Regions from separate parts of the Homo sapiens genome. Here all the other regions are linked to region 1. The links are chromatin contacts, found by Hi-C or POLR2A ChIA-PET in ENCODE. All regions are on one chromosome and are shown on one strand. The core of a region is the stretch at or near the end of the contact, and the rest is flanking DNA. Distances in the headings are between cores, read along the strand shown.

Region 1 (4,008 bases), core at 580-3,079:
CTGGGTGCGGTGGCTCACGCCTGTAATCCCAACACTTTGGGAAGCCGAGGCGGGTGGATCACCTGAGGTCAGGAGTTCGAGACCAGCCTGGCCAACATGGTCAAACCCCATCTCTACTAAAAATACAAAAAGTACCCGGGCGTGGTGGTACACGCCTGTAATCCCAGCTACTCGGGAGGCTGAGGCAGGAGAATCGCTTGAACCCAGGAGGCGGAGGTTGCATTGAGCCGAGATTGCGCCATTGCACTCCAGCCTGGGCAACAGAGCAAGATTCTGTCTCAAAAATAAAATAAAATAAAATAACCAAAATAAGAGTCCCCAAATGTCATCCGTCTCTTTCTAGAGACAGGGAAAAAAAATGCTCTCATAAATTCTCCAACGAAAAATAGAGATAGTCACCCTTAAAAAATCCTAAGGCTGGTGGGTGGATTGCTTGAGCCCAGGAGTTTGAGACCAGCCTGGACAACATGGCCAAACCCCAACACTACAAAAAATATAAAAATTAGCTGGGCGTGGTGGCGCACGCCTGTAATCCTAGCTACTCAGAGGTTAGGTGGTAGGACCTCCTGAGCCCAGGAGAAGGAGGATGCAGTGAGCAGAGATCGCGCCACTGCACTCCAACCTGCGTGACAGAGCGGGACCCTGTCTCAAAAAAAATAAAATAAAGAAAAAATCCTAAGGCCATATACAGGCTCATTCACTTTGGGTCTCCTTTCATCCAGGCAAGCAGCTTTCTGTCTTTGCATTTTCCAAAGACTACAAAGCAGGCTGGGGTGGGGTGGGGTGGGGTGTAGAACACAGGAAACGCAGCCAGTTCCCCTTCACTTCTCACTATCTTGATCTCCTCCCAAACCAAAATCCTATGTCTTTCCTTTTAACATAGGCTTACAAAAATGCAGTTTTCTGTGGGAACATTGAGGTCATGCATTCCAAATTACTTAAGGGAACGATTTTTAAATTTTAGGAATCTAGTTCTCCAAGATATCCCGGCTTGGGATATAGATGAACGAGCTATTTGGGAGAGATTTAGACGAGAATGAATTTTAGAGAAGTAGCGAGGTGAGGAGAGAGTCAGCTTAGCGTTTGGGTTTTGCAGTCAAATTTCAGCAAGGCGAACTAACCTCGCTGGTCTTAATTTTCTCATCGGTAAGAGGGAAAATAATAATGCTTACTTTGATGAATTACTTTACTTCAACATTTAAAAAACCGACTCTCCGTTATCTATTCTAATGATAAAAATATAGATAGAGCATCGTCCCCTGCTGTGAAAAATCTTATGAACAAGTGAATTGCGGTGAGGATTCACATAGTATGTGCTCAATAAACATTATTTTATTGTTTAGATTAGAAGAGGGGTGGAGGGAGAAATGAAAGTGGTTTGGAAACCCCAAACACTACCAAAGCCCTGGGGATGGAAGTAGAGAGGAATTTCGGGTTACGATTTGGTTCCGGGTCTGAGTTTCAACGTTGAATTCTCCCATATTTGGGCCTGAATTCTCAGAACAGAATAGGATGTAAGGGCTGAGATCATCTGGTACAGTTTTATGCAAATCGAAAATTCTTGCCTCTTGTCACTGTGCCCTGGCGAGAAACAACACCTCCACCCAAGCTCATCCAATCTCAGCCCCAACTAGGTGACGTCATCTCCCCGCCCTGCATCCCCAAGCCTCGGGGAGTCCTGTCTCTAAGCTACAGTCCCAGCTCCAGTCCCAGCTCCAGTCCCAGCGGCGCCTGCGCACTTTGGACCGGGGCGGGGAGGACGCGTGCGCGCCGCGTGAGGGCGGGGCTAGTGCGCACGCAGCCTTAGCTCCTTCCCCGCCCTTGCTCTTCCCAGTTTCTCCGTCAGCCTGCGGGTCCCGGCTGGCGGCTGCTTCCGGTAGGAGAGCGGTGTAGAGCGAGCAGGTCTCAGCTCCTCGTCATGTCATACGGTCCCTTAGACATGTACCGGAACCCGGGGCCCTCGGGGCCCCAGCTCCGGGACTTCAGCAGCATCATCCAGACGTGCAGCGGCAACATCCAGCGGATCAGCCAAGCCAGTGAGCCGGGGTACCGAGCTGGGGGGCGGGAGCTGTCCCGGGGACAGGCCTGGGTGAGGCTGCCGGGACGCAGGGCCCGGCTGGGGCTACGGCCGAGGCCACACCTGGGGCTGTCTCGGGCTGTCCACCCTGGGGGCGGTGGGCTGCCATCCCCCAATCTGTCAGGCCCGGGTTGCCCGAGGGTCCCCGGCCCCAGCTGAAGCTTGAGCTGCTTCTCTGGAGTTCTGCCCCCACGGTGCTGGGACCAAAACAGCCGACTTGACAGCCCGAGGGTGGGAAGGGGAGTGTGTGTCACCTCGAGAGCTGTGAGTGCGTTGACTTGGCGCAGTGGTCAGCCGAGTTTCTCCTGTCACCCACCTTCCTCCCCACCCACCTCGCTTTCCTCTTAGACCAGTTTGGATGGGGTTGTTTACTGATTTAGCCTTTAGGTTTACATTCTGCTCAGCCCCTGGCTCCTCGGAAATCAGCAACTTTCAATTAAGGGAAGTGGAGAGTGCATGTGTTTGGGTGACTTCATACACAGTTCTTCCTGTAATGAATTCGGAAATCAGACACAATGACTGGTATTTGAAAGGTGGGATGACTTCATTTTAATAAAGAGAATTCACCAACAGCATTTCAATTTACATTATTTTGTCTTTTGTAACAAATAATTGGGGTGTATTTTTGGATTTCAGGCAGATGAGGCTTTTGTTTTCCTTCCCTACTTAGCTGCTCTTGAACAAATCTGGTACACAGGGAAGCTAAGACACTTAGCCACAACCACATAGCAAGTAAGGCATGGTAGAGTTGTTGGTGGAATTCAGAATGCTATTGCTTGTCTTAAAACTCCCTCCTCCCCATTAGGGTCTGAGTGAAACTGTAGCTGAATGAGTCAAATACAGGGTGTTTCTTGTGCTTGAAAATCATCTTGGAGCCTTATAAACAGGAGATCAGCAGCAGCTTTACTTGGAAAGAATGGTGGTCATCATCCTTGTTGTTTATTATTGTTTTGTGAGCTTGGCGTACTCTGTTAATAGGTAGAACTAGTTAGTCCTGAATTACAATTATATTCTATATTTTAAAGAGTGTCACTTTGCTTTCGTTTTTAAACTTTTAAAAATTTTTCTTTTTTGTAGAGATGAAGTCTTGCTATGTTGGCCAGGCTGGTCTCAAACCCCTGGGCACAAGCACTTCTCCCACTTTAGCCTCCCAAAGTGCTGGGATTACAGGCGTGAGCCACTGTGCCTAGCCTAATTTTTTTGATTTAAAATATTTTTAATTTATTTTTTCGAGACAGAGTCTACTTCTGTCACCCAGGCAGAATGCAGTGATCTGAGTGAAGTGGTACAATCCTAGCTCACTATAACCTTGAATTCCTGATCAGCTTGCTGAGTAGCAAGGACTACAAGGATGCATCTACCGTGCCAGGCTAATTTTTAAATTTTTTGTAGGGATGGGGTCTCACTATGTTGCCCAGGCTCACTTTGCTTTTAAATCTAAATGTATATTGTAGAATTTGAGAAGTAGAAAGTTTCTGATCAAAAGGGATTGAGACTCTGGAAGTGAAAGGAAGAATATGTGGCCTGTTAAAATCCAGAAGTAAAAAAAATTAATATGACCACTGGTTAGAAAGTATAGTACTGTTTGTTCCAGTTTCCTTTTGTGAAGGAGCTGTAATACAGGTTAGATCAGAAAATTCTAGTTCAAGGCTGAAATTTTCTTGTTGAAGCTAAATCTAATTTTAATATCTATTTGCGAAATATTCATTCAACATGTATCCATCTATCCATCTTCGTGTGTATTTTATATATATATAAAACCAGAATACTCCCAAAGGTAGATCCGACATACAGTTTTAAATTTAAATTTAAATTTTTATTTTGAGACAGGGTCTCACTCTGTCACCCAGGCTGGTATGCAGTGGCATGATCTCAGCTCACTGCAGCCTCAACCTCCCTGGCTCAAGCAGTCCTCCTGCCTCAGCCCTACA
Region 2 (3,966 bases), core at 532-3,031, 880 kb before region 1:
TTATTCCTACTAGTGCCTCTGCATAGAACAGTCCTCCCTTGGCTGGCTCCTTCTCACCATTCATGTCTCAGCTCAGATGCCACTGCTTCAGAGCAGAAGTGAGAAACTGAGGTCCAGAGAGATGAACTGACTTACCCAGACCACACGATGATTCAGTGGCAGATCCAGAATTTAAACTCATGCCTGTTTTACTCCAAAGCTCACTCACTTCACTCCCAAATATTCACTGTCGTATCACTTTAATTCCTTTGTAACACCTAACACCATCTGTAGCTCTCTTGTCTCCAAAATCTACAACGGTAACTAGCACAGAGTGGCACAAAATAAATGGGCAGGAGTTAGAACCTGCCTGTGGCTACTATCACCAGACCACGCAAGGCACCAGAGGCAGCTACCTTCAGCTGAGATGTCTGCTTCATTCTAGCCCAGCTGCTGCCCTGCTCTTCGCCTGGAACAGAAGCTCTTACCCAGCTTCCCATAATGCTCAATGAGGTCCATCTTGGAAAGGAGGTTGATGTGGGGCAGTTCCACGTGCAGCATGGTGGCCAGGGAGGTACACAGTACTGAAATGAACTTGGCAGGGTCTGTGCAGTAGTGAGAATCCACGAGGTGGACGGCAGTCAGCTGGGAGGGAATAGACAGGGTGAGAGTGGCCTGGAGAAACAGGGATCAGCATTCCCTCATGAGAATGAGGGCTTGAGGACAGAGGGGAAGCTTTCCCCATTAGTCTCCTGCCTCTGTTTCTTTCTAATAACCACCCTGGTTTCCTTCTCCCAGGAAATAGGAGTCATTTTTTTTTTCTTACAAGAGGTCTTGCACTGAGCCTCCCAGTGGGCAAGGGGTTTAAATCCCATGGCATCTGACTCCACTCTTTCATTTACTTTTGCCCACCAATTTACAACAATCTCCATGCCACTTTCGACATTAACCCCTTCCATACTTCCAAAATCGCCAAGTTGGCTACTAACACATTTTACACGTGAGGAAACTGAGGTTCAGAGTGATGAACTGACTTATCAACACCACACAGCCAGTCAGTAGCAGAGCCAGATTCTGAACTCATGCCTGTTTTACTCCAAAGCGACCCAGCCCCTACCTCCCTGTGTGACATGGGGGCGTGGCGTCTGTCCTCCCTGTCTCAGTTACTCCATCCGCAAAATGGGCCTCCCCGCCCTGAGACGCACCCTGAGGTCCCACTGCGCCATTTGGGAGAAGATGCTGCGCAAGGCGCCGTGATGCGTGCAGAGCTCCACCTGGCCTGGGCAGTCGAAGAGGAAGTAGTGGCCGCGGAGGGGGTCGAGCTTGGCACGCAGCCAGTCCAGGTTGGCTTCCAGGTACTCCATGCAGTAGAGCAGGCCGCCGTTGGGCCCCAGGCGCAGCGCGTCCATCACGTCGCCCAGCCCCACCAGCTCGCCCACGTCCACGGCACACTCGTACGGCAGCCCCTCGTTGGCCGGGTCCAGGTTCACCACCGCCACGCGCCGGCCCAGCGCGCGCAGGAACTCACTCATGCCCAGGCAGTACGTGGTCTTCCCTGAGCCCGGCGGGCCGATCACCGCCTGCCCGAAGGCCGTGGTCGGAGCGGCCCCTGCCATTGGCGGCCCGCGGCCCGGAGCAGGTCAACTCACAGGGAAAACGGGGCAGGTAGCCGCGCCGGAGACGAGACTGAGGGCGAGGGTCCCAGTACGTATACCTCGTTGGCGGCCAGCGTCACTCGCCTCAGGCGGAACAGCTGAGACCGTGTCGCGCAAAAGGAGATAACAGGCCGATACTAACTAGACTAACTCGACTTCCGGACAGCGTCGGAAACGGCGAGCCAACGAGAGGAAGTCCCGCCCTCACGGCGGGGACGAAGCTAGACGCCGAGGGGCGGGCGGCGCAGCCGCATTTCTCTCGCGGGTAGTGGGTCGAATGTGGGGTCTTTGCGGGAAAATCGCTCTCGGAATTTCTCTAACCTTCAGACTCGAATTAGAAAAGTAAGGGAGCTCCAGTAGTAAACGTCTTTATTCTTCCGTGACGTCGCACACCCAAGCCACCTCCCGCGGACTCTCCGCTGGCAGTCCCACCCAGTGAGGGTAGAGGCGGTGGAGGGCCCACCCAAGGCCGGCTCTTCCAAGCACCACAAATCCTCTCCTCGCCCAGGTCCCTTTCCCCCTTTCTGGCCTTCGTGGGGACACCTTCAGAGTCCCCAAGGAAGGCTGTGCTGATAGCCTCACTCAACCCAGCTTTTCAAAGTTCTGCAGGAGGCAAAGGGCAAGCCCAGAGATTAGGGTTAGAGACCAAAGACAAGCGGTCGTTACCCCTAATATCCAAGGGGAGGGGACGGGAGGGGGCTTTTTGTAAAAATGCCCCTGAGGTATAGAACCGGCAGGCAGGCAGGCTCGGAACAAAACACCCTGAACCAGCCACGAAGACTGCTGCTCCCAGACTCCTTTCTGCTTCAGTGGTAGATGAGGCCAGGGCAGAGGGTTTTCATCATGTAGCTATGAAAGGAAGCCCCCAACCCGGTCAGTCAGGCAATGAGGGGCTGTCTGAAGCACAACTGGAACCCCTCACAAAGGCCATGTCTGTCCGAAACTTCATGCTGGTGGGTGGCTGGCGGCGGAGCAGTGACTCCGTCTGGTCTTGGGGTAGAGGCTCATCATAGATGGTGGAGATGAGCCCCAAGCCATTTCTACGGGGCCTCTTCAGTTGCCCAAATGGCTGTAGCTTCTCTCCATGGTACCTGGATAAAAACGGGCTCTCAGTGAGAAGGCTGCTCTCAAACTCCAGTTAAAGGGGTTGGGAGAGGACGGGGAAGTAGTTACTACATATCTGGTTTGTCCAAAGACAGAGGCTTTAAATCTGGGTCTTTGTTCTCCAGCCCTCTTATCTATCCATTGACAGTGCCAGCAAGAAGGGGCCTCATATAAAATTTTCATTCTGTCACTACAGACTTCCTAATAGTAACCATCAAGTCCAAACTCCTCCAACAAAGGGTATGAATGATCTTGTTAAGCCTTAGGGCTTACTCTTTAAAAAAAAAAAAAAAGTCAGATTTACTTTATTTATTTATTTATTTCTGAGATGGGGTCTCACTATGTCACCCAGGCTGGATTGTAATGGCGTGATCTCGGCTCACTGCAACCTCCACCTCCTGGGTTCAAGCGATTCTCCTGCCTCAGCCTCCAGAGTAGCTGGGACTACAGGCGCATGCCACCATGCCCAGCTAATTTTTTTTTTTTGTGACAGAGTCTTGCTCTGTCACCCAGGCTAGAGTGCAGTGGCGCCATCTTGGCTCACTGCAACCTCTGCCTCCTGGGTTCAAGCGATTTTCCTGCCTCAGCCTCCTGAGTAGCTGGGATTACAGGCACCCACTACCGTGCCCAGCTAATTTTTTGTATTTTTAGTAGACACAGGGTTTCACCATCTTGATCAGGCTGGTCTGAAACTCCTGACCTCGTGATCCACCCGCCTCAGCCTCCCAAAGTGCTAGGATTACAGGCATGAGCCACTGCGCCCGGCTAATTTTTGTATTTTTAGTAGAGACGGGGATTTCACCATGTTGGCCAGGCTGGTCTCTAACTCCTGACCTCAAATGATCTGCCCACCTGGGCCTCCCAAAGTGTTGGGATTACAGGCGTGAGCTACCACGCCCGGACTTTTTATTTTTCTAACAGAGACAGTCTCATATGTTGCCCGGCTGGTTTCAAACTGGGCTCAAGGAATCCTACCACTTCAGCCTCCCAAAGCGCTAGGATTACAGGCTTGAGCCACCGTGCCTGGCCCAGATCCACTTTTTCCTCTTAACTGTTTTGAATTTCATCCCGCACGAGTACCCAGCAGCCATGCCAAAACCAGTGGGAAGAGGGAAACCAGGGCATAGCTGAAAGGCTTGGGCCCCCAGGGAAGTCCCTCAGTCACACTTACCCCAATCCACGCTTGCATCTGGGGTGTTGGCCATCACTATCCAGGGCCTCAGGCACC
Region 3 (3,955 bases), core at 1,176-3,675, 810 kb after region 1:
ACCAGGTCCCCTGCATTTCATCACTGTCATTACCCCGGAAGTCCTCGATCACCAGAAAAATCACCTTCTGTCATCTTAAGAGTCTTCATCTGGACAGCAAAATGAGAACAACTGTCATGAACAATTTTATTGTTCCCATCATTTGGTCCTCAGAATGATACAAATCTGACCAGCCTTTGGTCCCAATACTGATGCCTTAAGCTATCAGTTAAGCTGTGTCACATCCCAGCTGGATTTTCCCAGTACGAGTCTTATGCTGGTTAACTGTACATGCAAACCCCCAACCGTTCTGCTGTTCTGTGGAAACAAGCCCATTTTGATAAAGGTCTCTGGCTACAGCTGAAAGGTGGCAGGTACAATGGAACTGTATTTTCCCAAAATGTTGCAGATCAGTTACAACAAACAGAACGGCGACCGTCAAGGAAAACTGTCACTCTGGGCTCCTTTTTGACCACAGCAGCTATGCGGAAGCAGCTGCAGCTTCGATAAGGGCCAAGGGGCAATTCAGATCCCAGGGCGGCCGCCTAAAGCCTCACCTGTCCATCATTACTACCTGCTTAAGTACGCCGGGATCTCTGTAGACTAAGTCAGTCATCCTGTAGGCCCCACTGCCCACGCTGTGCCAATAGCTGGTGTGCTTTTTCTCAGTCTTGATGGGACCGTTTTATCCGCCTATTACAGGTAAGAGGTTTAGACCGATTAAGTTACTTCCTGAAGGTCGCTTAGTCACTTAGCGAGGCTGAAAGCAACAAGCTGGGATGCACGCAAGGGTCTGAATGCCTAAAACCCGTCCTTCTGAAAACCGTGTCTACCAGGGCGACCTCCAGAGGTCTCGCGCGTAGTCACCAGTCCCAAAATCACCTAGCTGGTAAATGTCACAGATTCAACTGGAGGCCATCCTGACACCAGCATGCGGCCTCCCCCTGAATTAAGACACTTCAGGCCCAGGGATTCATCCCCGCATCCCCCAGGAGACCGGTTCCCAAACCCCCACCCCTTCCGTAAACCCGGCCGCCTGCCTGCAACACTCACCTGTCAGCCCAGAGCGCAGCGTTGCGCAGTCCGAAGCGAGAGAAGGGCGCGGCCCCCGCGGGCTCCCGCCCCTCTCACTGCCGAGGGGGCCTTTCGGAGCTCGGGCCCACCGGGTTGGAAGGCCCGGCTCCTCCGTGCCACATTCACCACCATCTCGAGGCCGTGGGAGGAAAAACCCGGCGAGTGCGCGCCAGCAGCAGCGACTAGCGGGGAACGGCGCGCAGGAAGGCAGGCAGAGGCTTGCAGCTAGTAAGTCGACACCGGGAATGCGGCGGGGAGAAAGGGCGCTGAAGCCGCGAGCAAGAGCTTATATAGGCCGCCCCTCGCGGCCACACCCGACAGTAGGCCGCCCGCGTGGCGCACAGCTGCCTGGGAGTTGTAGTTTGCTCGCCCCGGCGTTGTCCGCGCGTCACCTCCCCAGCCCTACGCGCGTGTCCATCCCGAGCCCGCGAAGCGAGAACCGCCAGAGGCTTTCCTCCGAGCGGAAGAAGCGCCTTCACCTTTCAGTGCCCGGCGCTGGGCCCACGCAGGAAGCCGACCCGCCTTGGCCTCTGGAGTTGTCTCTGGGATGTCTTTCAGTCTGGAAATGAACCCTGTGTGCTGGGAAAGGGCTCGGGCTCCGCTCCGAGCTCAGTGGGCGTGCGAGCGAGCAGCGCCTGAGTGGGTTTCGGGGAGGGGGTCATACTCCCCGAAAGGCGATTTATTCAAGGCTTGTCTCTTCCACTAATATGTAATTTTACTGAGCGCGTGCTATTTTAACTGTGTCTGATTATCTGATCTAGTTTTCATAAAAACCCTGTGTACGCTCTGTGGACAAATAAGGAAACTTAGGAATGGATCACACAGCTATCGCAAGCGAGGAGAGGACTGGAATTTGGAGCCCACCCCAGGCACCACACATAGCGCAATGTTTTGCCCATGGAATGAATAAGCCTCAGTATGAAAACTTAGTGGTGATTGCCGAGAATTAAACACCCATCCTGTGCCTAATCTATTAATTTTTATTCTTACATACACTTTTTTGTTTGAGACAGGGTCTTGTTCTGTTGCCCAGGCTGGAGTGCAGTGGCGTGATCAAGGCTCATTGCAGCCTCGACCAACTGGGCTCAAGCAATTCTTCCACCTCAGCCTCCCAGGTAGATGGGACTACAGGTGCGGGCCAACTTTCCTTGCTTACACTTTAAAAAGTAGGTACTACTGCCGGGTGCGGTTACTCACGCCTGTAATCCCAGCACTTTGGGAGGCCAAGGCGGGTGGATCACGAGGTCAGGAGATCGAGACCATCCTGGCTAACACGGCGAAACCCGGTCTCTACTAAAAAAAAATACAAAAAAAAATTAGCCGGGCGTGGTCGCGGGCGCCTGTAGTCCCAGCTACCCGGGAGGCTGAGGCAGGAGAATGGCGTGAACCCGGGAGGCGGAGCTTGCAGAGAGCCGAGATCGCGTCACTGCACTCTAGCCTGGGCAACAGAACGAGACTCTGTCTCAAAAAAATAAAATAAAATAAAAAGTAAGTACTACTTTAGCAGGTCGTGGGGGCGCATGCCTGTGGTCCTGGACTCCTCTCTTTCTCTAACATCACATGTCCAAGCCATCAGCAACTCCTGTGTGCTCTACCTTTAAAATGTATCAATAATCTGACTGTTTCTTACCCCTTCCACTGATGTTACCCTAATCGTTGACCCAGATGATAGCAATAGTCTCTTATCTCCCAGATCCTGCTGTTGCTCCCGACAGTCTGGTCTCCACACGCCAGCCAGCCTGCTAAAAGTTTTTTAATTTTTATGAAGTCTAAGAGTCAATTTTTTTTTTTGTAGTTTATGCTTTTTTTTTTTTTTCTTGAGACGGAGCTGCTCTGTCGCCCAGGCTGGAGTGCAGTGGCGCCATCTCAGCTCACTGCAAGCTCCCGCTCCCGGGTTCACGCCATTCTCCTGCCTCAGCCTCCCAAGTAGCTGGGATTACAGGCGCCCGCCACCACGCCCGGCTAATTTTTTGTATTTTTAGTAGAGACAGGGTTTCCCCATGTTGGGCAGGATGGTCTCGATTTCCTGACCTCGTGATCCACCCGCCTCGGCCTCCCAAAGTGCTGGGATTACAGGCACGAGCCACCGCGCCCGGCCGTTTGTTTACGCTTTAAAAGCTTAATAATTATGCTGGGCGCGGTGGCTCCCACCTGTAATTCCAGCACTTTGGGAGTCCGAGGGGGCAGATAACCTGAGGTCAGGATTTCAAGTCCAGCCTAGCCAACATGGTGAAAACCCGTTTCTACTAAAAATACAAAAATTAGCTGGGCGTGGTGGCAGGCGCCTGTAATCCCAGCTACTTGGGAGGCTGAGGCAGGAGAATCGTTTGAACCTGGGAAGCGGAGGTTGAAGTGAGCTAAGATGGAGCCATTACACTCCAGCCTGGGCGACAAGAGCGAGACTCCGTCTCAAAAAAAAAAGAAAAAAAGTAAAATTATTAAACTTTTTTTTTTTTTTTTGGAGATGAAGTCTCGCTTTTTCGCCCAGGCTTGTGCAGTTTATTCTGTGTCAATTATGCCTCAATAAAGCTGTCAAAAAACCATTAAGAAAAAATGTATATCTCCCAGGCGCAGTAGCTCCCACCAATTCGGGAGGCCAAGGCAGGTGGATTACCTGACATCAGGAACTAGAGACCAGCCTGGCCAACATGACAAAACCCCATCTCTACTAAAAATACAAAAAAAAAAAATTACCCAGGCATGGTGACACTCATCTACAGTCCCAGCTACTTGGGAGGCTAAGGCATAAGAATCGCTCGAACCTGGGAGGCAGAGGTTGCAGTGAGCCAAGATCATGCCACTGCACTCCAGCCTGGGTGATACAGCGAGACTCCCTCTCAAAAAATATATCTATATATATCTATCTATATCTATGTGTGTGTATATATAGATAGATAGATAT
Region 4 (3,923 bases), core at 193-2,692, 910 kb before region 1:
GGGGTCAGAGATGGGGCAATGGTCAAAAGGAAGGAACAGGCCAGGCACAGTGGCTCATGCCCATAATCCCAGCACTTTGGGAGGCTGAGGCAGGAGGATCGCTTGAGCCCAGGAGTTTGAGACCTGCCTGGGCAATGTAGTGAGATCTGCTCTCTATTTAAAAAAAAAAAAAAGGAAAGAACAAGTAAACTTCTGAGAAACAGGCTGGGGGAGGCATCACGTAGCTGGAATTGCTGCCCCATAAAACAGAATGGTATGTGTCACTGCCACCTCCCTTTCTCAGTCCTCTCTCTCCCCAGGTTGCTAGCGTCCCCCCTGGGGGATCAAACTGGACTGCTTCCCAGCCTCAGACAGAGAGCAGTCTGAGTCAGGCAGGAAAGTGGGACAGCCGGGGAGCTGGACCCCACCCTCTGTGAGCCCCGCTGGTACCTGATGGCATGTGGCTTGGAGAGGGCAGGTGACCTGGCGTGGAGGGCCAGAGGGTAAATCCTCAAACAAGTGGCAACAGGCCACCAACTTGAAAGGGAAAATTGTGTAGTGATGGGAAATGTGTCCAACAAACCTACTGGGTGACTAATTACAAAGGCTGGGCTGGAGCTTCAGAGGCTGCTTGTTAAACACTTCATTAAGCGGCACTCTGAAAGCTGCCACCTGCGCATTCTGGGAGCTCAGAGGGGACCCTGAGGGGGAATGAGGCCTGGAGGATGGAACCATCTTCAGGTAGACTGAGAAGGAGCCTGGATCTCACTTCCAAACACAGTCTGGAGCTCATAGGTCAGAGGCCTCAATGGGAGAAAAGCTAAAGGAAGAGGGTGCAGAAAGGAGTTTCAGGGAATTGGTGGCTATGTGACTTTGAGCAAATCTCACCCCTCTCTGAGACTTAGTGTTCCCATCTCTATGGTCCTGTGTGTGTCACAGAGACATGGTGGGGATTAAATTCGATCGTGAATATGAAAGTGCTTGGGAAACTCCATGGCCCTACCTAAACATGAGTTATCCTCACCTGAACCAAGGGGGGAAGTTACCTGGCAGGATTAGGAACCCCATCCTCCTGAACCTTTATGGGCTCTGTCGAGGCTGAAGCAGCCAGGGGCTAAAGCCGTCCTTAGCCCCTGGAAGGGCACTGTGAAAGTGGATCTGATTTGAGAAGCCGTTTCCTGATGTGGGCAGCCATGTGATGCCAGCCCCGAACAAGAGGGGGCAGCCTGGAGCCTGGAAAGGTGCCAGTGCAGGTGGGGCCCACGCCCAGATTTCTCCTGCTGACTGTTCTGATGATTCACCCCCACATCCCAGCCTTTTTACCTTTACTGCAGAGCCGGAAAGGGTGTGGGGAAGAGAGGAGAGGGAGGCAGGTCTTGGGCCCTGGTCCCGCCCCCTGCTCCTCCCCACCCTTCTCTGGGCCTGGCCACCCAGCCAAAAGGCAGGCCAAGAGCAGGAGAGACACAGAGTCCGGCATTGGTCCCAGGCAGCAGTTAGCCCGCCGCCCGCCTGTGTGTCCCCAGAGCCATGGAGAGAGCCAGTCTGATCCAGAAGGCCAAGCTGGCAGAGCAGGCCGAACGCTATGAGGACATGGCAGCCTTCATGAAAGGCGCCGTGGAGAAGGGCGAGGAGCTCTCCTGCGAAGAGCGAAACCTGCTCTCAGTAGCCTATAAGAACGTGGTGGGCGGCCAGAGGGCTGCCTGGAGGGTGCTGTCCAGTATTGAGCAGAAAAGCAACGAGGAGGGCTCGGAGGAGAAGGGGCCCGAGGTGCGTGAGTACCGGGAGAAGGTGGAGACTGAGCTCCAGGGCGTGTGCGACACCGTGCTGGGCCTGCTGGACAGCCACCTCATCAAGGAGGCCGGGGACGCCGAGAGCCGGGTCTTCTACCTGAAGATGAAGGGTGACTACTACCGCTACCTGGCCGAGGTGGCCACCGGTGACGACAAGAAGCGCATCATTGACTCAGCCCGGTCAGCCTACCAGGAGGCCATGGACATCAGCAAGAAGGAGATGCCGCCCACCAACCCCATCCGCCTGGGCCTGGCCCTGAACTTTTCCGTCTTCCACTACGAGATCGCCAACAGCCCCGAGGAGGCCATCTCTCTGGCCAAGACCACTTTCGACGAGGCCATGGCTGATCTGCACACCCTCAGCGAGGACTCCTACAAAGACAGCACCCTCATCATGCAGCTGCTGCGAGACAACCTGACACTGTGGACGGCCGACAACGCCGGGGAAGAGGGGGGCGAGGCTCCCCAGGAGCCCCAGAGCTGAGTGTTGCCCGCCACCGCCCCGCCCTGCCCCCTCCAGTCCCCCACCCTGCCGAGAGGACTAGTATGGGGTGGGAGGCCCCACCCTTCTCCCCTAGGCGCTGTTCTTGCTCCAAAGGGCTCCGTGGAGAGGGACTGGCAGAGCTGAGGCCACCTGGGGCTGGGGATCCCACTCTTCTTGCAGCTGTTGAGCGCACCTAACCACTGGTCATGCCCCCACCCCTGCTCTCCGCACCCGCTTCCTCCCGACCCCAGGACCAGGCTACTTCTCCCCTCCTCTTGCCTCCCTCCTGCCCCTGCTGCCTCTGATCGTAGGAATTGAGGAGTGTCCCGCCTTGTGGCTGAGAACTGGACAGTGGCAGGGGCTGGAGATGGGTGTGTGTGTGTGTGTGTGTGTGTGTGTGTGTGTGCGCGCGCGCCAGTGCAAGACCGAGATTGAGGGAAAGCATGTCTGCTGGGTGTGACCATGTTTCCTCTCAATAAAGTTCCCCTGTGACACTCCTCCTGTCTCTCTTCCAGTTCTTGGCGATGGGCTGGGAGTGGGACTGGAATCTGACTTAGAGACCCTGACTTTGGACCTCTGAGTTAGGGCCCTGAACTCCCTAGGTGGCTCAGTGGCCCGCACGCAAGACTTTGAGTCCAGGTGAGGCCGGGGTCCGGCTCTCTCCATCACGGCGGCCCCAGTCAAACTGGACGGGACCGGGAGGGTCGGGTGAACCCACAGGAGGCGCCGTGGCTCCTCTGCCGGGCTGAGGGGAGGTGAGTGGGAGCCACGGCGCGGGAGGCTGACGAGCTCTGGTGGAGCGGGGCAGGAAATAGTGAAGTCTCCGGCGTGAGATCTAAGGACAGCGCCGCAGTAGTGAGCGGCACTGAGCACCCGATTTGCAGGCGGGTCACAGTTTCATCAAGGGCTCAGATCTCAGCGGAGGGGAGTACGATCTGAGGAAGGGGTATAGCGCCGCCAAAAAAGCCTAGATCTTAGGAGAGGGTCACGTCCCACAGAGTTCGGAGATGGAGACAAAAGGAAACGGGCTGAAGGGGAGGAAGGACGAGCTGGGTGGGAAGGGCCGCTGGGAGCTGTGCCTACCGAGCCCGCTGCCTGAGCTCTCTGCAGCCAGCAACACGCCGGAACCTGCAGCCGCCTTGCTCCGTCCCGCCTTCGCAGCCCTGGACTGGAGGCGGGGCCCGAGGCCAATACCGCCCAATCACAGGAGGGAGCTGCCCCAGGGTACCGCCCCGGGGGCCTGACTGGCCAATGGGAAAGTGAGCGGCGGAACGCGCGCGGCGAGTTTCCCGCCGCCCGCCAGGCCTGGCGGACACCACGACTCGCTGACTGACTGAGAGGCGCCCCCGCCGCCCGCTGAGCGCCGAGGGGCGGAGCTTTCCCGGTTTCACTCAGACAAGTTGCCGCCCGTCCGGCCCGAGAGCTGGGAACCCTCTAGAGCAGCGGGACGAGCCAGGATCGCAAAATGCAGTGCTTGCCCGTTGAGTCATCAGCTCACCCGGCTGGGCCTGGGCCGGGCCGGCCGCGGGGGTTGGCTGGAAAAAGGCCGCCAAGATGCCCCCACCACACTCCGAAATCCAAGCAGCCCTGGACCTGTCGCCGAGAGGCTTGGATTGTGTCCCTGGCTGGCTGTGCGACCTTGGAAAAGCCGTTATACCTCCCTGGGCCTC
Region 5 (3,815 bases), core at 1,197-3,696, 960 kb after region 1:
AATGGGATTATAGGAAATGAACTTACACTGTGCCACACATGCTTTAATGTCAGCTTTTAAAAAAATTTTAATTTTACTTATTTTATTTACTTTTTTGAGACAGAGTCTCGCTTTATCACCCAGGCTGGAGTACAATTGCGCGATCTCGGCTCACTGCAAGCTCCGCCTCCTGTGGTCAAGTGATTCTCCTGCCTCAGCCTCCCGAGTAGCTGGGATTCCAGGGGCCCACCACCACGCTCAAGCTAATTTTTGTATTTTTAGTACCGACGTGGTTTCACCGTGTTGGGCAGGCTAGTCTTGAATTCCTGACCTCGGGTGATCTGCCCTCCTCGGCCTCCCAAAATACTGGGATTACAGGCGTGAGCCACCGCACCCGGCTTTTTTTTTTTTTTTTAAAGTTTATCTTCACGACAAACCTGTTGGGTAGGTATCATTATCCATCATCCCCTTTATCAAATGAGGGAATCTAAGAAAGGTTTTAGTTGTTTACCCAGTATTGCACATCTGGGTGGGGAAACCATTATTTAGACCCTTTGTCTCCCAGCATATGACTTCTCGTCTAATGCTGTTTTTACAATGCCATGTTGCCTCCAAGGGTAAGTATAGGCAACCGCTTACAGTTTATACATAAATCTGGGCCATGGAGCTAAGTGGCTGATTATTATTATTTGTTATTTATTTATTTATTTATTTTGAGACGAGTCTCGCTCTGTTGCCCAGGCTGGAGTGTAATGGCGTGATCTCGGCTCACTGCAACCTCTGCCTCCCGGGTTCAAGCGATTCTCCTGCCTCAGCCTCCGATTAGCTGGGACTACAGGTGCATGGCACCATGCCCAGCTAATTTTTGTATTTTTAGTAGAGTCGAGATTTCACCATGTTGGCCAGGATGGTCTCGATCTTCTGACCTCATGATCCGGCCCGCCTTGGCCTCCCAAAGTGCTGGGATTACAAACATGAGCCACCGCGCCCGCCGTAGCCGAGTATCTTTAAAAAGAAGTATTACTAGGTTTATTCTATTCCCTTGATGGAATCTATGCTCCCAGACTTGACATTTTACTGTCTCCATTAAAAGTCCTTCACCTTTGGTGCCTGACCTTACTCATTCCTACCATAAATGTGATTATGGGCAGAGAAAAAAAGTGCTTTGAGCACTTTGACCAAATTATGATGTTAAATCCAAGATGCCATGTTATTTATTTTACCGAGTCCACCCAAGCCTCCTATATCCAGCGTGTGGATAGTACGAGGTTGACAATTAGTGCATTAGTTACCTGTTTACCACGACGTACTTGCAATAACAAAAGCTATTAGATGGGCTTTCCTAGTATCAAATATTCCTGCATGAGTTGGCTTTGCTTCTGATTGAAAATACTTTTGCCCATCCTTTGCATCTCCCCTATATTCTGGTTCCCTAATACAGAGTCTCGTAGGGGTAGAGAGATACCATTATGTTAGTGTCAGATACACCTGGCTATTTAATAGTTTTGTAAACTTGGGCACATTACTTAAGCTTTCTGTTTTTCCAGTCGTAAAAAACCGAAAGACTGATAGCGATTTTGAAGTTGTCGAAAGACTTTAATGTGTTTGAAAATACCTAACAACAAAGCCTGGCCCACAGCTGGTATTTCAATAATGTTAATTTCCTTGCTTCCCTCTTGAGGTCCTTAAGATTCATAGGTTCTCCGGACTCCTTGAAAGTTTTGTGTAGATGCATGAGGTGTATTTTTCTTGGAAATAAAGTCCACAATTTAACAGATTATCTTGGGGCCAGCGATTTCCCCGAAAATAAATTGTAGATTCTCCTTCCTGCAATGCTAAGGGGTGAATCTCTTTTGCGGGAGACTGGATTCTTTCGGTGTGTGTTTTGCTCTCTGGGTACTCTTTCTGTAGTCGGCTAACAGAGGATGACCAAGCCCCTCGCGGGGGCGGGGGCGGGTCACTCCCGGACAGGGCCCCCATGAAGTTTCCCTGGGGACTGTGTGACTCCCTAGGGGTCGGGTTACCTCCCAGATGGGGGTGGGGTATCACTTGCAGCTGGAAGGCAGGTTCATTTTAAGGTCTCGCGGGCTTCGGAGGCCCCTCCCTCACTGAGAAACCGGCTTTTGTCGTTCTTCTGAAGCCAGAGCTAGTCTTTCCAGGTGTTAGTCGAAACCTCGTGGTGCGACCCTGGTCGTCCCAAACCCCCTAGGCCTTAATCCTGGGGCGGTGGGGGCGGGGAGGCCGTGAGCACGGCTTCCGCTCCTCCAATCCGCCAGAGGGCGCAGCGGCCGGCCTCTCCCTTCCCGGGGTTCTTCGCGCCGGGCCCCTTCCGCGTGGGTGAGTGAATGTGAGAGTCAGCGCTCGCGCCGCGCGCGCCGCCCGCCTCCGCTGTTCGGCGCTCTGCTTTAGGCGGTGGGGGGCGGGCGCGCGCGTAAAAGCATAGAGACGGGCATTGAGCTCTTGGGCTAGAGCGTCGCCGAGTCGGAGCCGGAGCCTGAGCCGCGCGCTGTGTCTCCGCTGCGTCCGCCGAGGCCCCCGAGTGTCAGGGACAAAAGCCTCCGCCTGCTCCCGCAGACGGGGCTCATCTGCCGCCGCCGCCGCGCTGAGGAGAGTTCGCCGCCGTCGCCGCCCGTGAGGATCTGAGAGCCATGTCGGCCAGCAGCCTCTTGGAGCAGGTACAGGCCCGGCCCGCATGCCTCGGCCATTGTGTGAGGCGAGAAGGAGCCCGACTAGGCCCGGGCCCGCCGCTCCTGGGCAGGCCGAGCCGAGCCGAGGCGTCGTCTCTTGCGGGCCAGGTTTCGGGCCTCTCAGGCCGGCCGCGCCCGGCGCCTCTCCCTCAGCCTGTTCTTCCCGCTTCTCCTCGGGCCTCGGAGCCCACGGGCCGGGCCGCGCCGCGTTCCCTTCTCTCGGCGGGCCTCGTTTTCCTTCCTTGTTTCCTTCCCCTTCCTTAAAGCCCTGGGTTCCTCGCGTCGCCGGTGGCGCGTCTGCCGCGTTTTCTCCCCTGCCCCACGGGCCTGGCGCTTTCCCCCGCCTCCCATTTTCAGCCTCTTCCTCACTACCATTCCTGACGCCTCCCCTCGGGCCTGCTCCTTTATTCTCCCTTCGGGCCCTGCCTTAATTTGTTCTTCCTTTTCCATTTCTCCTTTGGACAACTTGCTGCTCGGCGACGTTTCCTTCCCCTGCAGAGACCAAAAGGTCAAGGAAACAAAGGTAAGTCCCGCTCCGCCGGTGGCCCTGAGCCGGGAGGGGGACGCGGGGCGGTGGGGGCGGGGTCTCCGGGAAGCGCCCCGGGCGGAGGACCTTTCGGAAGCCGCTTAGTTCGCAGGTGCCGCACACTTAAGTATTTTGACCCTTTCGGTGTGTTCTTGCAGCTGGCGAACAGCTTTTTCGCTAACAAGGAGTAATTCATTAAGGGTGGGGGTGGATTGGGTTTTGAAACGCTCCAGGTCCTTAGTTTCCTGTAGGTCTTAGAAGGCCTTTGTTTTTCATCCTCGTGGATCACTCTCTGGAAGTACTCTCATGTGATGGGGGAGGGGAAGCGGGAGGGAATGGAAATCCAGAGGAGCCAATAAAATGACCTTTTTAGATCAACTTGCTCTGGGTGGAGGGGGACATTTTCACTGGCGACTGTCGCTTCAGCATTCACTGTCATCTCTTACCCTTTTGAAGTTCAATCTTACGTGCTTTGTTAACTAGTAAGGTTTTTCTCTGGTTAGCATATATGAACTAATTTGAAAGGAAGATTGTAGGATTGGGACACTCCTAATTGAATTTTTTTTTCTTTAGTACAAAATGGATCTGTACATCAAAAGGATGGATTAAACGATGATGATTTT
Region 6 (3,721 bases), core at 1,171-3,670, 780 kb after region 1:
TGGCTGTAATCCGTCTCAAACAAAAAAAAAAAAAAAAAAAAAAAAAGAAAGAAAAGAAAAAAGAGGCTGGGCGCTGTGGCTCACACCTATAATCCCAGCACTTTGGGAGGCCAAGGCAGGAGGATCGCTTGAGCCTAGGAGTCCAAAATGAGCTTGGCCAACATAGTGAGCTCTCCTCTCTGCAAAAAAAAAAAAATTAGCCAGCTGTGGGGGTGCACACCTGTAGTGCCAGCTACTCTGGAGGCTGAGGCAGGAGGATCACTTGAGTCCGGGAGTTTGAGGCTGCAATAAGCCAAGATTGTGCCAATGCGCTCCAGCCTGGGCGACAGAGAGAGACCCTCTCTCAGAATGACTGACCAACTGAATAAATAAATAAATAAATAAAATAAAAATAATTCTAGGATCTGGCCTTAGGAGATCCAAATTATCCAACCAAGGTTGTGGAATGTCTCATCTCAGGAAGAAATGCTGAAAACTTCATTTACAGCCTTGTTGCTGACAGCCAAACTACCAGGTAGCCCAGTACTAAAGATAATCATTGGCTGGGCGCGATGGGTGGCTCACGCCTGTAATCCCAGCACTTTGGGAGGCCGAGGTGGGTGGATCACCTCAGGTCAGGAGTTCGAGACCAGCCTGACCAACATGGTGAAACCCCGTCTCTACTGAAAATACAAAAATTAGCTGTGCCTGGTGGTGGGCGCCTGTAATCCCAGCTACTCAGGAGGTGAAGCAGGAGAATAGCTAGAACCCAGGAGGCTAGATTCTAGCTATTCTGAGCCGAGATTGTGCCATTGCACTCCAGCCTGGGCGACAAAGGAAGACTCCGTCTCAAAAAAAAAAAAAAAGATAATCATTACAACAGGATATGCTGACCTTCATACCCCACCCTCATGAGCTTTGTCCTGCCCAGCCTGTAAACCCTACACTTGATATCACTTTCCGTGCTTTGCCCAATAAAACATCTCAACCAGCTCTTTTCGGAGAGTCAGGGAATTCTCGCTCTCTTGTGCTGCCTCCCTTATACCCAGGCATAAGCTCCAATGAAGACTTGTCTGGGAAAACTTTTTTGGCCTCATGTTAATTTCTGTTGGATTGAGAGCCTAAGAACCCCTGGTAACAATAGGGAGGTAGTGGAACCGGGTTGTCCGGAGGGATATTTTCACTTTTTTGGATGCACTTGTATCTGCAGTTTTTTACAACGAGCATATATTAATGTTGTAATTATGTGTGTGTTTGTGTGTGTGTGTACGTGTGTATGTTTTTTGTTTTTTGTTTTTTTTTTAATTTGAGACAGAGTCTCACTCTGTCGCCCAGGCTGGAGTGCAGTGGCGCGATCTCGGCTCACTGCAGCCTCTGCCTCCCGGGTTCAAGTGATTATCCTGTCTCAGCCACCTGAGTAGCTGGGACTACAAGTGCACACCATCATACCCGGCTAATTTCTGTATTTTTAGTAGAGACGGGGTTTCACCATGTTGGCCAGGATGGTCTCGATCTCCTGACCTCGTGATCTGCCCACCTCGGCCTCCCAAAGTGTTGGGATTACAGGCGTGAGCCACCGCGCCCGGCCTTGTTTGTTTTCTAAATATGTAAAGTCAGAAATTAACCCAAGTAACGAGCATACATATATATGTGTGTGTGTGTGTGTATATATGTATATATATGTGTATGTGTGTATATATGTGTATATGTGTATTATGTGTGTATATGTGTATATATGTGTATATATATGTGTATGTGTGTGTGTGTGTGTATGTATATATATGGAGTCTTGCTCTGTCACCAGGCTGCGGTGCAATGGCGCTATCTCGGCTCACTGCAACTTCTGCCCCCTGGGTTTAAGCGATTCTCCTGCCTCAGTCTCCCGAGTAGCTGCGACTACCAGCGCTCGCCACCACGCCCGCTAATTTTCGTACTTTTAGTAGAGAGGGGGTTTCCCCCTGTTGGCGAGGATGGTCTCGATTTCTTCACCTCGTGATCCGCCCGCCTCGGCCTCCTCAAGTGCTGGGATTACAGGCGTGAGCCACCGTGCCCAGCCCTAACGAGCATATATTAATGTTGTAATTATATGTGTCTGTGTGTGTGTGGTTTTGTTTTCTATATAAAGTCAGACGAGTGTGTGTGTGTAGTTTTGTTTGTTTTCTAAATATATAAAGTCAGAAATAAACCCAAGTAACCCAGCCGCCTGGGCCAGGTGGTATCTGGCCCGCCCCATTCCAGCCTGAACTCCGCCCACCGCGATCCGGAAGCCTAGCGCCCAGTGGGTTGCAGGAAAAACCCGGAGCTGAACACACTGCCCGACCCGGGCCGCTGCGCTCGGGAGCCTGCGCAGAAGCCGTCGGAGGCGCATGCTCTGTAGCGGTCTCCGCAGCCAGGATTGGCGCCCGCGCGGGCCTTCGAGCCCCGCCCGCAGAGCCCCGCCCGCAAAGCCCCACCCCGGTGCGCGGGTATGGCGGCCAGCCTGTGGATGGGCGACGTGAGTGAGGGCAGCCGTCCGGGGTCTGAAGACAAGGAAGCATCTCGGTTTCGCGAGAGAGGAAGGATCTGAGTGGGAGGGGACTTGGGATCCCAGAAAGGGGAGACGTGTGACGGGGGTTCTTTTTGGTGACACAGAAGCGGGTTCCAGCATCTAAGTGAAGAGGCTGAGTCCGTGAGGCTAGGGGTCCTGGGGCCCCACCTGGGTTCGTGGGAGGGAAAGGTGGTGCTTTGGGGACATAGAATGGGAGCAATCCAAGGACTGAGGCGCGCTGTTCTGGGACCGGAGGAGTGGGGTTTCTAGGTCCAAGGGGAGGCTCCCTAAAGCGGGGCAAGCTTGAACCAAAAGAGCTGGGGTTTCAGGCCGCTCAGTGGAGGCGAACCTCGCCCCTCGCTCCCCCAGCGGCGCGTAGCCAGCCCTGGGCTGAACGGGAGGGGCTCTGGAACCCGGAGTGGGAAGCCCGGCCGCCGGCCTGAGCCGCTGTGCTCTTGTTTTTACGCAGCTGGAACCCTACATGGATGAGAACTTCATCTCCAGAGCCTTTGCCACCATGGGGGAGACCGTAATGAGCGTCAAAATTATCCGAAACCGCCTCACTGGGTAAGTCTCATCTCAGGTCTCTCTTAATACATCTCGTTGCAGCTGTCATGTACGAGAATGTAAACATCGTAGTCATGGCTTCTCACTACCCCTAGTAATAGTCACTGTAAAATTATAACAGCTAACATTTTGAGGTCCCAATGAGTGGAAGGATGGCATGTAGCTTAAGGGTAGGACTTGCCAGGCGTTGTGACTCACACCTGTAATCCCAGCACTTTGGGAGGCTGAGGTGGGTGGATCACCTGAGGTCAGGAGTTTGAGACCAGCCTGGCCAACATGGTGAAACCCCGTCTCTACTAAAAATACAAAAATTAGCCGGGTGTGGTGGCAGGCACCTGTAACCCCAGCTACTCCGGAGGCTGAGGCATGAGAATCACTTGAACCCGGGAGGCGAAGGTTGCAGTGAGCTGAGATCGTGCCACTGTACTTCAGCTTGGACAACAAGAGCAAAACAATGTCTCAAAAAAAAAAAAAACAAAAAAACAAAAAACGCAGGACTCAAGCGAGACTGGGTTTGAAAGCTATTTCTACTCTATGACCTTGGGTAAGTTACTTAACTGCTCTGTCTCATTCACTTTGAGTATAAAAATGGAAATAACAGCACCTACCTCCTAGAGTTATGGTGAGGATTAAATGAGTTAATTCACA
Region 7 (3,659 bases), core at 361-2,860, 900 kb after region 1:
GGTGAAACCCTGTCTCTACTAAAAAATACAAAAAAATTAGCCAGGCGTAGTGGCGGACGCCTGTAGTCCTAGCTACTGAGGAGACTGAGGCAGGAGAATGGTGTGAACCCAGGAGGCGGAGCTTGCAGTGAGCCGAGATTGCGCCACTGCACTCCGGCCTGGGCGACAGAGCAAGACTCCGTCTCAAAAAAAAAAAAAAAGAGAAACTTACTTAGTAGGGTTGCTGTGAGGATTATACAAGACAGAAGCATCTTCACCAAGCCATAGGCCATAGAAAGGTCTTTTTGTTTGTTTGTTTTTTGAGATAGAGTCTCACTCTGTTGCCCAGGCTGGAGTGCAATGGCCTGATCTCGGCTCACTGCAACCTCCGCCTCCCGGGTTCAAGTGATTCTCCTGGCTCAGCCTTCTGAGTAGCTGGGACTAGAGGCGCGTGCCACGACGCCCGGCTAATTTCTGTATTTTTAGTAGAGACGGGGTTTCACCATGTTGCCCAGGCTGGTCTCGAACTCCTGGTCTCAAGTGATCTGTCCGCCTCGGCTTCCCAAAGTGTGGGATTACAGGCGTAAGCCACCACACCTGGCCATAGAAAGGTCTTAATACGGCCGGGCGCGGTGGCTCACGCCTGTAATCCCAGCTCTTTGGGAGGCCCAGGCGGGTGGATCATGAGGTCAGATATTGAGACCATCCTGGCCAACATGGTGAAATCCTGTCTTTACTAAAATACAAAAAAAAAAAAAAATTGCCGGGCGTGGTGTCGCGCGCCTCTAGTGCCAGCTCTTCGGGAGGCTGAGGCCGGAGAATCACTTGAACCCAGGAGGCTGAAGCTGCAGTGAGCCGAGATCGCGCCACTGCACTCCAGCCTGGCCAAAGAGCAAGACTCTGTCTAAAAAAATAAATAAATAAATAAAAAATAAAGGTCTTAATACTTGTTAATTACTATTACTGACCCCAGGAACTCTCTGAAGCACTTTTCATGCAGGTATCACCTTCTTTAGCACTCACATTATGTCTTATCGGAAACAGGTTTAGAGCTGTCAAGAAATTCCTCCAGAGTCGTTTACACTTCCAGCAGGGGAGTCAAGACTTCAACCCAGAAACTCACAAGCAGGAAAAACTTGGCAAACAGGCACGGGTCAGACAATGCTTAGGGCTTGCTCAAGGACTCGTGACCAGTTACTGATCTATGCAGATCTTCTGATTGCAAACTGATAGCTGGATTGTAACTTGAAGGGTCCGATAAGATGTAAACTTCATAAAACAGGATTTGGGGAGGTAAATGGAGTAGAGTCCTCCAGAGGAGTCGAGAAAGCTAGCTTGGCCCTCAATTGTGGTTGAGGTGATTCTTTCATTTAGGGCCTATTTTCCTCATCTATGAGTGCGGGAAGGAGAGTTACTGGGGTCTCTAGCGACCTTTCCAACACTGATTTTCAAGGGCGAAAGAATTCTGCTTAGGTAAGGCCCAAATCCCTTGGCTAAGGTTAATCCTCGGTGGGACCGGCAATAGGGACGCGTCCCCTTTAAGGCGCCAGCTCTCCGGCGGCGGCGGCCGGAAGTGTTGAAGCCCGGCCTGGCGGCGGCGGTGGCGGTAGCTGCCGTGGCGGCCTCTGCGCATGCTCCGTCGCCTGCCCGCCCTGGCCGCTCGCCGCCCGCCCGCCCGACGGAGACGGTGAGGAGGGGGAGGGGTGGGCGCGCGGGCGCGGGGTGGGGTGGGGGCGGGGGGGCGGGCGCGGGGGCCGCGCGGCGGCCGGCGAGGGCGGGCGGGCGCGCAGGGGGCGGGGGGCTGCTGCCTCCGCGGGCGCCTCCCCACGCCCTGTGCGTGCCGCCGCCGCCGCCGGGGAGCGAGCGGACGTCGCGGCGCCGCGGGGGGGTGGGGGGACGCTGCCGCTGGGTCCGCCCGAGCCGCCGGGCCGCCCCCAGCGCAGCCGGCCGCGCCGCCGGGGCTCGGGCCCCAGACCAGGGCGGCGGGAACCGGCGAGTCCACCACTGGGGGGGCCCCGGCGCCCCCGGACCGAGGGGCCCGGAAGTACTCGGCTCAGGGGCCAGGAGGGGCCGGAGTGACTCCGGACTGAGAGGGCCAGGCGCCCAGGACCCCATCGAGGGGTCCGGGGAGCCTGGGGTATCCCCAAAGGCGGGGTCCGGGGAGCACCGGGCCCTTGGATGAGGAGCTGGTTGGAGGCCTGGGTCCTGCCCAGTGGGAGGGGGACGATAGGTGCTGGAAGCCCGGATGCCCGCCTGGGAGGAGACCCTCTCGGAGCCTTGGCGGGAGAGCAAGAGTACAGAGTGGGTTCTTCTGAGGAGAGCAGAGTCCAGCTTATCCCGAGGGGCGCGGTAGAGGCCTCGGCCACTCAGAACAAGGGAAAAAAGGGCAGGTTTTTTCCAAAGGCAGGGAAGGAAGAGGAGCTCTAAGGGGAAGTGAGCAGGCCCAGGTCTCCCCACAGATGAGCGCGTGGTAGGAAGACTCCTAGAGCCTCCTGAAGTACGAAAGAGCAGCGTCCAAACCTGAGGGGATGGAAGGTGTCTAGGTGCCTCTTGATGTCTAGGTGGAGAACAAAGTAACCCGCTCGGTCAGGGGATGGAGAAACCTATCTTTTTGAGAGAAGCAGAGATCGTTGAGGAAAGATGCTTAAGGTGTTCCCGCTTTCTGAAATGACAGGAATTGGCCAGGTGTTATCTAATTGAGGGGCAGGAGAGATGAAGGCAAAATCTCAACCCGAGGGTCTTTGGAGGATGATCCACAAGACAAGAGGGTGAAGTCTTGACCTAGACAGCAGAGCAGGCGCAGCCCTGGATTCTCTCAAGATGAGAGAAATCTCAAAACCACTTCCTAGTAGACACAGATGGGGCCTTGATTGGTGTCTGTTTAGGCCAATCAAGACGGGTTTTAGGAAAAGAGACTGTCAGACATAATTCTAGTCTTGAGGGATTATCTTCTTCCTCCTTGCCTCTTCTAATAGTTACCAAAGTGCATTTGGGGACCCTTTTTATTTATTTATTTATTTATTTGTTTTTTGAGACGGAGTCTCACTCTATCGCCCAGGCTGGAGTGGTGGCTCACTGCAACTTCCGCCTCCTGGGTTCAAACGATTCTCCTGCCTCAGCCTCCCGAGTAGCTGGGACTACAGGCGCGTGCCACCACACCAGCCAATTTTGTTGTTGTTGTTGTTGTTGTTTGAGACGGAGTTTCACTCCTGTTGCCCAGACTGGAGTGCAATGGCGCGATCTCAGCTCACTGCAACCTCCGCCTCTTGGGTTCAAGCGATTCTCCTGCCTCACCCTCCCGAGTAGCTGGGGCTACAGGCGCCCGCCACCACACCCAGCTAATTTTTGTATTTTTAATAGAGACGGGGTTTCACCATGTTGGCCAGGCTGGTCTCGAACTCCCAACCTCAGGTGATCCCACATCCTCAGCCTCCCAGAGTACTGGGATTACAGGCGTGAATCACTGCGCCTGGCCCAACCAGGCTAATTTTTTTGTGTTTTTAGTAGAGACGGGGTTTCACCATGTTAGCCAGGATGGTTTCGATCTCCTGACCTTGTGATTCGCCCGCGTTGGCCTCCTAAAGTGCTGGTATTACAGGCGTGAGCCACTGCGCCCGGCGGGGGAAACTTATTCAATGGTTGCACCGTCTCCTAATTTGAGAGCCTTATATCAAGGATGT

Evidence for each region. Hi-C counts contacts between places; a loop is a spot of excess contacts on that map. ChIA-PET counts read pairs that join two places held with the same protein, here RNA polymerase II (POLR2A). Pooled maps may share reads with other maps.
Region 2: a loop to region 1 is called in a pooled map, with 4 times the contacts of the local background. The contact joins the promoter of GPN2 here to the promoter of STX12 in region 1. A Hi-C loop is called at or near these places in 7 of 50 pooled maps.
Region 3: a loop to region 1 is called in a pooled map, with 7 times the contacts of the local background. The contact joins the promoter of SNHG12 here to the promoter of STX12 in region 1. A Hi-C loop is called at or near these places in 8 of 50 pooled maps. POLR2A ChIA-PET finds 5 or more read pairs at or near these places in 8 of 52 experiments (CD4-positive, alpha-beta T cell, CD4-positive, alpha-beta memory T cell, GM10248 and 5 more).
Region 4: a pooled map shows a loop between it and region 1 (5-fold over the local background). The contact joins the promoter of SFN here to the promoter of STX12 in region 1. A Hi-C loop is called at or near these places in 2 of 50 pooled maps. POLR2A ChIA-PET finds 5 or more read pairs at or near these places in 2 of 52 experiments (GM12878 and HEK293T).
Region 5: a loop to region 1 is called in a map of CD8-positive, alpha-beta T cell, with 20 times the contacts of the local background. The contact joins the promoter of YTHDF2 here to the promoter of STX12 in region 1. A Hi-C loop is called at or near these places in 1 of 168 maps with a recorded cell type or tissue (CD8-positive, alpha-beta T cell), 1 of 37 single-sample maps with no recorded cell type and 6 of 50 pooled maps. POLR2A ChIA-PET finds 5 or more read pairs at or near these places in 1 of 52 experiments (activated T-cell).
Region 6: a map of ascending aorta shows a loop between it and region 1 (13-fold over the local background). The contact joins the promoter of TRNAU1AP here to the promoter of STX12 in region 1. A Hi-C loop is called at or near these places in 2 of 168 maps with a recorded cell type or tissue (ascending aorta and naive thymus-derived CD4-positive, alpha-beta T cell) and 9 of 50 pooled maps. POLR2A ChIA-PET finds 5 or more read pairs at or near these places in 2 of 52 experiments (activated CD4-positive, alpha-beta T cell and activated naive CD4-positive, alpha-beta T cell).
Region 7: a loop to region 1 is called in a map of naive thymus-derived CD4-positive, alpha-beta T cell, with 15 times the contacts of the local background. The contact joins the promoter of GMEB1 here to the promoter of STX12 in region 1. A Hi-C loop is called at or near these places in 1 of 168 maps with a recorded cell type or tissue (naive thymus-derived CD4-positive, alpha-beta T cell) and 7 of 50 pooled maps. POLR2A ChIA-PET finds 5 or more read pairs at or near these places in 1 of 52 experiments (Caco-2).

Annotation. Positions count from the first base shown.
Region 1 is chr1:27,771,390-27,775,397 of GRCh38, forward strand. It overlaps STX12 (syntaxin 12), which reads left to right and starts at 1,830. Exons shown (of 9, transcript NM_177424.3): 1 at 1,830-2,036. The coding sequence starts at 1,919. RefSeq lists enhancers at 1,550-1,699, 1,666-2,166, 1,820-1,969, 2,167-2,667 and a silencer at 2,080-2,289.
Region 2 is chr1:26,888,502-26,892,467 of GRCh38, forward strand. GPN2 (GPN-loop GTPase 2) reads right to left here and starts at 1,782. Exons shown (of 5, transcript NM_018066.4): 1 at 1,185-1,782; 2 at 468-624. The coding sequence starts at 1,595. It overlaps GPATCH3 (G-patch domain containing 3), which reads right to left. Exons shown (of 7, transcript NM_022078.3): 6 at 3,910-3,966; 7 at 1,987-2,725. The coding sequence ends at 2,509. RefSeq lists enhancers at 943-1,820, 1,176-1,345, 1,856-2,125.
Region 3 is chr1:28,580,558-28,584,512 of GRCh38, forward strand. SNHG12 (small nucleolar RNA host gene 12) reads right to left here and starts at 2,426. Exons shown (of 6, transcript NR_146382.1): 1 at 1,533-2,426; 2 at 554-672; 3 at 3-89. It overlaps SNORA16A (small nucleolar RNA, H/ACA box 16A), which reads right to left and starts at 496; the gene lies at 363-496. RefSeq lists enhancers at 22-807, 808-1,593.
Region 4 is chr1:26,861,707-26,865,629 of GRCh38, forward strand. SFN (stratifin) reads left to right here and starts at 1,443. Exons shown (of 1, transcript NM_006142.5): 1 at 1,443-2,750. The coding sequence starts at 1,507. The coding sequence ends at 2,253. RefSeq lists a silencer at 1,109-1,258 and enhancers at 1,128-2,007, 3,152-3,281, 3,492-3,801.
Region 5 is chr1:28,734,494-28,738,308 of GRCh38, forward strand. It overlaps YTHDF2 (YTH N6-methyladenosine RNA binding protein F2), which reads left to right and starts at 2,447. Exons shown (of 5, transcript NM_016258.3): 1 at 2,447-2,654; 2 at 3,165-3,189; 3 at 3,766-3,815. The coding sequence starts at 2,628. RefSeq lists enhancers at 364-1,263, 1,794-1,843, 2,163-3,061, 2,944-3,053.
Region 6 is chr1:28,550,665-28,554,385 of GRCh38, forward strand. TRNAU1AP (tRNA selenocysteine 1 associated protein 1) reads left to right here and starts at 2,421. Exons shown (of 9, transcript NM_017846.5): 1 at 2,421-2,473; 2 at 2,976-3,073. The coding sequence starts at 2,447. RefSeq lists enhancers at 2,133-2,427, 2,151-2,210 and silencers at 2,361-2,500, 3,433-3,721.
Region 7 is chr1:28,667,174-28,670,832 of GRCh38, forward strand. GMEB1 (glucocorticoid modulatory element binding protein 1) reads left to right here and starts at 1,611. Exons shown (of 10, transcript NM_001319674.2): 1 at 1,611-1,666. RefSeq lists silencers at 1,583-1,722, 1,753-1,862, 1,873-2,162 and enhancers at 2,693-2,742, 2,793-2,852.